2 separate regions of the Homo sapiens genome follow, and region 1 is linked to region 2. Evidence: chromatin loops called from intact Hi-C (ENCODE). Cell type or tissue: dorsolateral prefrontal cortex. All regions are shown on one strand. Each heading gives the region's core, and the rest is flanking DNA. Links, peaks and the distances in the headings are about the cores only.

Region 1 (5,383 bases), core at 142-5,141, 230 kb before region 2:
CTAACAGGGACTGGGAAGTGTGAGTGGGGGGAGATGAAGAGAAATGGGTTTAAACAAACAAGCATACAGTAAGATGGAACAAATTCCACGTTCAGTAGCAGAGTAGGGTGACTATGCTTAACAAACATGTATTGTACTTAGGTAATGGACTCTCTGAATACCTTGAGTCAGTCACTACACATTATACACCTGTAACAAAATTTCTCATGTACCCTATACGTTTGTACAAATTTTTTTATGTCAATTCTTGGTCAAGAATATATTAGCACAATGAAAGAGAGAGAAGTAGAATAATTACTTAAAAGTCCAGTGTTGTTTAACTCCTCTACAGATTTCACTTTCCCTTTGACATTTTTTTTTCCCATGGAGCATAAAATAGACAAATGTTGATTAAACACATTCCCTTTTTTAATTTATTTTTTTCTCCCTGTCATTTACTTTATTTTTGGAGATAATATCTTTTCTCTCTCTTTTTTTTCTTCAATTTTTATTTTAAGTTCCTGGGTACATGTGCAGGATGTGCAGGTTTGTTACATAGGTAAACGTGTGCCATGGTGGTTTGTTGCACAGATCAACCCATCACCTAGGTATTAAGCCCAGCATCCATTAGCTATTCTTTCTGATGCTCTCCCTCCCTGCAAAGCCCTCTGACAGACCCTGGTGTTTGTTTTTCCCCGCCATGTGTCCATGTGTTCTCAGCATTCAGCTACCACTCATAAGTGAGAACATGCAGTGTTGGTTTGCTGAGGATAATGGCTTCCACCTCCATCCATGTCCCTGCAAAGGACATGATGTCATTCCTTTTTATGGCTGCATAGTATTCAGTGGTATATATGTACCACATTTTCTTTATCCAGTCTATCATTGATGGGCATTTGGGTTGATTCCAGGTCTTTACTATTGTGAATAGTGCTGCAATAAACCTACGCATGCATGTATCTTTATAATAGAATGATTTATATTCCTTTGGGTATATACCCAGTAATGGGATTGCTGGGTCAAATGATACTTCTGGTTCCAGGTCTGAGAAATCATCACACAGTCTTCCACAATGGTTGAACTAATTTACACTCCCACCAACAATGTAAAATGTTCCTTTTTCTCCACAACCTCACCGGCATCTGTTGTTTCTGTATATTTTTAATAATCACCATTCTGACTGGCGTGAGATGGTATCTCATTGTGGTGGTTTTGATTTGCATTTCTCTAATGATCAGTGATGTTGATCTTTTTTCATGTTTGTTGGCCGCATGAATGTCTTCTTTTGAGAAATGTCTGTTCATGGTCTTTGCTCACTTTTTAATGAGGTTGTAAATTTGTTTAAGTTCCTTGTAGACTCTGGATATTAGACCTTTGTCAGATGGATTGATTGCAAAAATTTTCTCCTCTTCTGTACGTTGTCTGTTCACTCTGATGATAGCTTCTGTTGCTGTGCTGAAGCTATTTAGTTTATTTAGATCTCATTTGTCAATTTTTGCTTTTGTTGCAATTGCTTTTGGCGTTTTCATCATGAAATCTTTGCCCCTGCCTATGTCCTGAATGGTATTGCCTAGATTTTCTTCTAGAATTTTATAGTTTTGGGTTTTGCATTTAAGTCTTTCATCCATCTTGAGTTAATTTTTGTATAATTTTGTTATTTTTGTATTAATGGAGGTTTTATTATTTTTATTTTGAAGATATAAGACCTATTTAAAGACTATATACTGTCATTAGATAGATTATTCCTATGCTTTAAAAACATAGAATTACAGGGCTTTCTGGATTTTTAATCCAATATTCTGCCCTTTGCTAATAATATACAAAAAAATTCCTCAGGAAAGTGTCATTTTCTATATTATTCTAAGAAGTTTTTGGGAAGGAAACAAAGAATATTTTCTAGATTCATATATCTTTAAAATTTTTTAATGTTTAAAAGTGAAGTCTTTTTAATACAATTGCACTTCACCTGGCATTATAACACCTAGTATCTTTTGTTAAGTTGTCTTTTTGTAAAATCTAGAAATAATCATCATAGTTCATATGAGTATGGCATCTTAGAGTTTTCCAAATGCCTTCACATAAAATATTTCATTTGATCTTTCTATCATTTCTAGTGAGGAAGATAGGGTAGGTATTTCTACAGCCACATCTGGATGAAGGAACTAAGGCTGAGGGTTGAAATGACTTGTCCTAGATCCTGATCACCTAATTAGTGAGTGGCAGAGCCTGGACATGACTGCACATCACTTGCTAACAAAACAAACCACCACCACCAAAAGCCTTAAGTAGAACTAGAAAGTAAGCAAAAACAAAAACATCTTACTAAAATATCAAATATCATGACCACCTTCTTTTTTTTTTTTTTTTTTTTTTTTGAGACGGAGTCTCGCATTGCTGCCCGGCTGGAGTGCAGTGGTGCAATCTCGGCTCACCGCAACCTCCGCCTCCTGGGTTCAAGAGATTCTCCTGCCTCAGCCTCCAGAGTAGCTGCGATTACAGGTGCCCACCACCATGCCCAGATAATTTTTTGTATTTTTAGTAGAGACGGGGTTTCACCATGTTGGCCAGGCTGGTCTCAAACTCCTGACCTCGTGATTCTCCTGCCTTGGCCTCCCAAAGTGCTGAGATTTCAGATGTGAGCCACCTTGCCCGGCCCAGGACCACATTTTATTCAAGATATTATAACAAGCTTTCCACCAAAAAATAAATAAATAAATAAAATGGAAAGACAATGTTAAGAATTTTGAATTTTATAGATATTTTCAAGTGCTTGGAATTACCAAAAGCATAGAGAGTAGAGCCAAATAGTTTTTAAAATTTGAAATGATTAGATTATTAATATTGGAAGGATTTTGTGTCCCATTTATTATCATTCTTTCTCTGCCTGCTGGAATGTGTTTTGTGCTGCAATCCGAGTGAAGTTTTAAGATCTACCCAGAGGCCAGGAGAGGGCAGTGTGAGCTCACAAAATAGAAGCCATACTTAACACACTGCTCGGCCCTGGCACTGCCTGGGTGTCATCTCATATTCCAATGTTCGCAACGATAGCAAAAAAAAAGTCAACACAATAAACTCCAAAGGAAGGAAGGAAGGAAAGAAGGGAGGAAAAATTATAAACCCTCACTATTGAATGAAGATAACATGAAAGAGTAGGAAGAAAATATTTTCAAATACTTGTTGGATATGGACTCTATGCTAAGTGCTACAATGAAAGAGACAAAATCCCTATGGTGAAGGAGAGACATGAAGAAACCAAACTCTGTTTTCAACTGGTCACATTCTTTGTGGCCTCGTTTGTTAATAAAATAAATACTTACTATCAGATGTCATACAAGGACTCATCTGGTCCCCAAATCCTGCAGGGCTTAGATGGCAGTGGCCTGGTGCAAAGGAAAATTTAAGCCCCCAGGTTGAAAGAGAATGGCAAACATGCCAGTGTTCATGCATACCCGATATAGTACATACCTATGAACAATACATTTCCATTGTTCGTTCTGTCAAGGGCTAGAAGAAAATATGCTCATGAATCTAGAGAAAAATTTTATTAAAAATGATCTTATTATTAACTGCAGTATTTTCTATTCCTATAATCCTACCATTCAACTTAGTTCATGTCCCCAGCATCTACTGAGGACCCTCTACGCTGAGCAGGGGAATATGGCAGAGCCTGTGGGAGGCACAGGAGCAGGGGAGGCAGTGGGATGAAATGTCCAAAGGTGGTGACAAAGTTGTATAAGTTATATAATAAAAGGAATACATAAAATGTCCAGCAAAAAAAGACATTGCTTCTGCCTTAGGGTGTTGGAGAATTGAGGAGTGATCGAGATGGACCTTATGGGATTTTGATGGCGGCAGAAGGTGGGATAGAGATTTGACAAGTATGAGGGGAATTTCAGGTAGAGGAAACACAGAGGTGGAGGTGTGGGGTATGTTTGGCGTGATAGTGAGAATCCATCTCCAATGCCCAGAGGACAAGGCATGGGATAGGGAGAGAATGGAGAAGGAGTGGCGTTCCGGTGGGGAAGGGACAAAGGGAATAGAGAGAAGAGGGATGTGGCACCTGGAGAGCCTTGAATGCCGCGTTAATGAATTTGGACTACACGTTCATGGGCTTACTGTTTATCCTCCAACAAGTCCCCAAAAGACTGGGAATGCATTCTGTAAACCAAGGGGAGATGGGATATTGCAGAGCAGATATGTCTAGGTTTTATGTGCATGCATATGTGTATGTGTTTTGTGTGTGACTATGCAGATCTGATCTCGTGGCTAGGTGGCTGCATCCACGAGCACGTAGCTCTCTGACAAAGATAATGAGAATGGCGATAGCTAATTAGAATATTAGTGTCATAGATACTGTGAGCAAGCAGACAAGAGGCAGCTTTGTTCCAAGAGAGCCCTTTATTAGGAGTTGGCGGCATTGGCGAGATTGCCATGCACAGCAGCACCAATGCAAGAAGACATTAATTTCGCTTCTGCTGTTTCACAGACACTAGGTGGAAATCAGTTTCTTCCAGTGAAATATGTATGTTCTGTTCTAACCTTCTGGTATTGTATTCGGTATCAATATTCATTTCAGAAATATTAGATTATTATGAATGATAAGACATTTTTCCCCTAAAAATAAACTTCCTTGTGTTATTCACATGATATATAGGCAGAATTATTTGGTTTGGGACTCAGATAAATGCTGTCGGGAAAACATGAGAAGATAAAAATTTTGCCCACGCTTTGGTGGCGCTAATGTATTTTAGCTGGAAAATCGTCTGGGAATTGAAATAGAATGTTGGAGGTATCCAAGGTTACATATAATATGAAAAAATGTATAAAAAGAAACTACATTTGTTCCTCTCCCATAGTTTTTGAATATGTTATTAGTCCAATGGATCTTGGTAATTTCAGTGACAGATACTTATAATGATTTAACCAAGCCTGAGAACCTATCTGCAGAAAAACATGCAGTCTATCATGTCACCTTCATTTTCAGAGGAATTTCTCAGCCTTGAAACTCAGTAGGCCTAGGTTCAGAACCCTTGCCTGAGACTTCTAGGAAATAATGAGCCACTGTATACCTCTAAGGTGTGTCCCCCTAAAATGTTCCTTTCCCGTGTTATACTTTCTCTTTCATTTCTACATTTAGGACAGTGGTCATTTTCTAACCAGATGATGACTTTAGAAACACAAATTGTGGTTTTATTTAACATTGCAGGCAAATCCTGTAGACCGTGATCCCATAAATACGTGTTCATTCTGACTAACCCAAGATAGTGTGGTTAGAGGAAACCTTTGAAAACCTTGTTTCTTAATATAAGCAAAAATGGGAGTCTTTTAGTAATGAAAATTTGCAGTCAAATTCCATTTTTGTCTTTTATCTTCTGGTCTTTATAAGACCCTGGCAAGAAAAGAC
Region 2 (5,383 bases), core at 213-5,212:
CGAAGGTCAGAGTAGCAATTTCTTTTTAAATAAGCGTACATATTACATCGTCCCATTCCGTGGATGAGAACTTAGTCAATGGCCACCTAGCCACAAAGGAGGCTGAGAAATGTAGTCTCTAGCTGGGGGTGGAATGGGTATGTCCAGGATGAAGGGAAGAACAGATTTTAGGGCAAAGAGCAATTTGCCATGGATGATAAAACTCTGGTAGAATTATTCAGTAAACAAAGGAGTAGAATGAGATGATCCCATTTGAGTTTAAGAGATATTCCTTGAGTGTGAAAAGAAGCTAAAGTGAGACAGAATCACCACTTAAGAATCATTCAAATGTGAAATGTTGAAGGCCTGAACTAAGGTCTCCTTGGAGATAAAATAAAAGAGTTGAAATACGTGCCCTCTAAGACCTTTTTTCTCCTCTTCATATCAGACTTCTAAGTAGCTGCTCACTTCCATGGGTCACCAATTCTGGAAAGGTCTAGGCATGTTTCTAAAATGAGCCTACCCACACACATGGACTCAGTGGATGTTAGTAAAACACCAAATGCTGTCAGGAGCACGGACTGAGCTGTTTCTATCATACAACAGGGTAGAGAGCAACTCATTTCTGCTTATTACAATGCAATACATTATTAAATAGTGAGTCAGGGAGGGAAAAGCCGGAGTTCAGCCACTTACTAACTGTGTAGTTTTGGGGAGGATACTTGGGGCTCCCTCTGCCCTTCAGTTTCTTAGTATATAAACATGGAACTAATACTCTCTGAAAGTATTGTGAGAATTAATGAAATCATCTATGTGACAGGCAGGTGCTCAGCAAGGGACATTGGTGCTTGTCCCTTCCTGTCCAACATGTGCTTGTAAATTTACCTTTGTTCTTAAGAACATCTTCATGCCAATATCAGAGGGAAAGAGATTTTTTTTTTTTTTTAAACCTAGAGATGCTCTTCCTTGTCCTGGCCTTCCACCCTGATTCAGGCTGATTCCCCTCGGGGAGCCTAGTGACTGAAGATCCACAAGCTCCTTGCAGCTGGTAGAGGTAGCACATTAGAAATTCATTTTTTCCTGTCATAATAACAAAGTGCAGGGTGGCAGGCTGGGCACAGTTTCGTATGGGAAAACCCACAGAAGGGGACAGCTGAAGGGAGCTGTGCTTTTCTCCGGTATTTCTTGTCAGGGAGAACCATCCTCAAAAGGACAAAAAAAAAAAAAGTCCCTGTTGAATTTGGATGTCTCATTTCCAGGGGCAAAATAGTTCTGCGCTCACAGCCTCCTAGCCTGCTTTTGCTGAATCATCCAGGCTCTTGGGAGTACAATCACTTTACAGGCTTTCCCTTCAACCGTTATCATCCCTCCTCCTAGAACGTCAGTAGCTCAGGGAACTAGACAGGCTGCGTTCTTGATTTGCCTCTGGAAAAATTTCCCAAGAAATTAAATTCCTGGGTTTGTTTCTTAAGCCCTAGAAGTGGCAGTTTAATTGGGGGAAATTTTAAAAACATAAACTGGGTGGGTTTTTTTCTGAACAAATGAATAGATGAATGTAAGTTGGTGATGTATGGGCACTGGGTGTGAGCGTGCGAGTTGTGTCTGAGGCTTTGTCCAAATGTCTCCAGGTATGGTGAAATGCACTCAGGAAATTAAGCCTAGGCCTTCAAGAGGCAAGACGAAACCCAGCTGTGCACAAACAAACAACTGGCCTCTCAGTGGCTTCTTTGCCAGGAAGCAGTGTTTTGTTTAAAAGACATATGGCACGGTATATCAGAAAATAGATGTAAAGATATGTTAGGACCAGTATCTTAGCTAATGAGTAAAGCAGCACTAAAACATCTTCAAACTCAAAGGCAACTTGAAGAAGAAAAGTATTCCAGGCCCCTTAGGGGAACATTTCAGAGAGCAGAGCCGCCTTCTCCACTGGGCCCCAAGGCATGGTGCCCACGATAATTTTAAGGGCCCACAACAATCTGTTACACCTTATCTAAAAGAGGAAAAAAATGTTGACATATTTAAAATTATGTAATAATATGTTGTTATCGTTATGGTGGAAGGGGCCCACGAAGGCAAAAGTGCCCACAGTCCACCAAAGTAATAATGTGAAGAGAAGCCAAAGTTTAAAAACAGAAAGAATATACAAATGAAGAGAGAGAAAATTAGCAAACTTTAATTATTCAGTAGTCTGTCATCAATAATAAAATCTAATTACTTCTATGGAATACAGTATAGATTTCCCCCAATTGATAGACTATTATTTTCATCACTCCAAATATTGATATAAATCAAATCCGACCCTACTTTTCTTGCTGATGTAAGATGAACTGACACGAAATCACCTACCCGTTCAGGTGCTACCTGCTCTCCCTCAGCCTGACATTTTTTACTTCCCTCCAACGTGGGGATGAACTAATGCCTCTGGGTCAGTTTCTGGCATTTATTGTCAACCGGCAGGGGTTGCTAGAGAACAATCCCGGCCTCTCGTCTGTACCGACAGCCCTCAGAGAAAACCAAAGCTTTGGTTGGTAGTTTGGGCTTCTCAGCACCAAAGTAGGCAAAAAGTCTAATTTGCTGTAGAGAAACGGGGCACTTTGAGCTTAGAGATGGAGAAGCAAACACGTTGTAAGTGACGTTTCTTGTTGAAGAAGGTTCTGAGTCTTTGTGACTTGGATGTGAGATCTTCTGTCGGCCGATAGCCGACAGTGAGGAGCGTGAAGTCTCAGTGAGGGGAAGTCTCAGTGAGCAGCGTGAGGAATTCGGCTGATCCTCACTCTCAAGCGAACCTGCAGCCCTTTCCTTGGTGAGTGCTGGCTCACTCAGGCTGCTCTCACGGCGGCGAGGTTCGTGTTTCCTGTGCGCTTGCTTTTGAGTTGGGCAAGATTTAAATCTGAACTCCAGTCTGGCATAGAAAAGAACTCCCTGATATAACTCCAGTAACAACAAACAAACTGAAACTTCAGACGAGTTGCGAGTTTTCTTGTTGAGGATTTAGTAAAATGCTGCCAGGGCTGCTGCCTGGTAACAATGTTAGTAAACTAGTAAATCGCCCGCCCCGGCAAGGATGGCCACTCTCAGCTAAAGGGCCAGTTTCAGAAATTCAGTCTTGAAGTGGCGTTTGCTGTCTTGCTACTGCCTATTGTGTTAAAGAAAGGGTTTTTTTTTTTTTGGGTGAGTTTTTTTTTTTTTTTTTTGGCCTGATTGTAAGTGTTTTGAATGTAAAAGACACCCAAATTCATTAAATGTGTGAAATGATGGGAAAAAAGTGTGAAATTGTAACAGTCGGTTTGTAGTTGATTAATAGAAATCTCTTCTAACAATCCCCAGAACCTTCCGGGGGTCATTGGAACAGAGCAGCTGTAGAGACAGCAGGAGCGGTTTTGACACTGCCCAGTGAGGGCCATGCAGCGTTCCCAACAAGTGGGCAGAGTCCCATGCACTCTGCTCTCTCCTGGCCTCTCCCAGACGATTGGCTGCAAGGTCAAATGAACATGCAGATTAACCAGCAAGGTGCTGCTCTGCTTTTGGTCTTGAACAGGTTTGTCTTTAAGAGACATTATGGTTTCAAATGGATGAATCGCTTGGAGTTAAAAAGACCACTTTGGCCACGGTTAACTGCTTGCTCCTGGCCAGTCTGATTTCTTAGCTTGACCATCTGTGCCACAAGCAGAATAATTTGCATAATTTGGTGTGTGGCAGCAACTTTGGGGTGTTCTGGAAAGGGCTACTGAATGAGCACAAGACTTGGCAATTGGTTGGCATCTCCAGCTCCCCGTTTGCCACACCTCTTCGGATATAGACAAGCCTTGACAAGGGCAAGTAAAAAATGGCCCTTGAGGGAGCACATTTTTCCATATTTTTTGGCCTCTGCCCACCCCAAACCTGTAGTGTCTTTTCTTTCTGAAACTCTGCTGCAGGCTCCCGTCCTGAAGTTAAAGGATTTTGCCTTCGAAGAGGTACAAAGGAAACATCAAAGTAAATGTCCTCGCAGTGACATAAGGATAGAATAATGGTGACCTAGCAGCTAGAGACTTGGCCAAATGCTGAAAGTAATTCACGCCACTCACTAACAATGGGGGATGTGTGACAATGATGTATACCAGGAGACAAGGACAACCACTTTGCAGGGCTTCGATGCCCCACAAACCCAATTGTAGGCAGATCAATACTGTCATAAGACAATTATCAAAGACCATCAGCACATCATATTTTCATACCATAAACAGCTCAAGGCGCCAGGGATGGCTTTCCTACAGAAAGCACATAGCATAAATTTGAAGGGTGTGAAATTGACATGATTAATAATTATAGTTATTAGCACATGTGCCAGCTGCTCGTGTATGGTTTAATCCCTTGATTTATGGTGCCATAAATGCCCATCTCTCCCTCTGATGCCGAATCAAGGGGGCACACAACTGTGGGCAGAATGAGTCTCTCATTGCCAGAAGTTTCATCACAAATAAAAGAAAAAAGTGGGCTGAAAATCACCCTGGATCAGGAGACACCTCGGTGAGAGGGGAGCTGCCTTTTGTTTGCCTGGCTGCTTTATCGGCTGCTGAAACCTGTCTGCTCAGTGTTCTCAAAGCCTTTGAAGTTTGGACTGCAGCTAACAAGGGGCTATAGTTTTCTAGCCCCCCTCACTCCTTGGAGCTGTTGCCAGGCTGCAAACAGTCAGTATACATATTACAGAAGAAACCACTAGGACCAACAATGGAAGAAGCAAAAACTAATATTTGGGGTGCCAAAAGTTAAAGTTTTTGTTGTCAGATGCAATTTGAGAGAGGTTTTCTCGGAGTTTAATAATAAGTGTTTTGTTTCATATGATTATAAACCGATCTGAACATGGACAGTATATCAAAATACATTTTAGAATCCGATTCCTTAGCAATCATCATCCTTAGGACAGGAGACAACTCAGTAAAGACCCAAGTCTAAACACATGAATTTCCCTCACCTTTTACCTCCGCAAGTATGAGTAGATAATATAATTTGCTGTTCATGACTATGTAATGTTAGATTACATGTTTAGAAGAAAAATAATAAAGGATGGTAACAAACATGAGATCTGTTTTAGTCATTTGGAGAATGGCTTTCTTTACTTTTTGAGACCTGTTTTAAAAAAAGAACAAAACAGGTAGAGGATGCAGAAAAGCTTTTTTCTTTTTTTTTCATTTTAGGGTCATCATTATTCAAGTATGTTTACAGACATTGGAAAGGTAAACAAATATATTAGAAGGGAAAGCTTTTATAGAAGGCAAAACTTAAAACATGCATTCCAAATATGGATATTATAGGACACATTAAACTTTGCTAAAAATGAATGAAAAAGTCCTTTGTAGATCACCCCAACAGGTACCAGAAAATCTTGAAGACTTTTCCTCTCCTGCCGTGTTCCTCTGGTTCT

Evidence for each region. A loop is a pair of places that touch in the nucleus more often than their neighbours do. Peaks named below come from ENCODE experiments on the same cell type or tissue, not always from the same donor. Only the 100,000 strongest peaks of a DNase experiment are listed, where the experiment ranks them.
Region 1: it touches region 2 in a loop (4-fold over the local background); 11 of 110 quality-filtered maps call a loop at or near these places.

What each region holds. Positions count from the first base shown.
Region 1 is chr6:137,639,234-137,644,616 of GRCh38, reverse strand. No RefSeq gene overlaps it. Among named protein-coding and RNA genes, the nearest start is that of LINC03004, 24 kb to the left of the region's middle. RefSeq lists an enhancer at 2,996-3,045. In dorsolateral prefrontal cortex, for the core only: a CTCF peak has its summit at 2,923 (motif pointing right); DNase peaks (open chromatin) are centred at 2,956 and 4,336; H3K4me3 peaks cover 644 bases; H3K27ac peaks cover 360 bases.
Region 2 is chr6:137,412,841-137,418,223 of GRCh38, reverse strand. LOC102723633 (a long non-coding RNA gene) reads right to left here and starts at 3,123. Exons shown (of 5, transcript XR_943053.1): 1 at 2,326-3,123. In dorsolateral prefrontal cortex, for the core only: CTCF peaks have their summits at 2,251 and 2,454 (motif pointing right); DNase peaks (open chromatin) are centred at 2,453, 2,767 and 3,023; H3K4me3 peaks cover 1,447 bases; H3K27ac peaks cover 1,000 bases; H3K27me3 peaks cover 2,050 bases.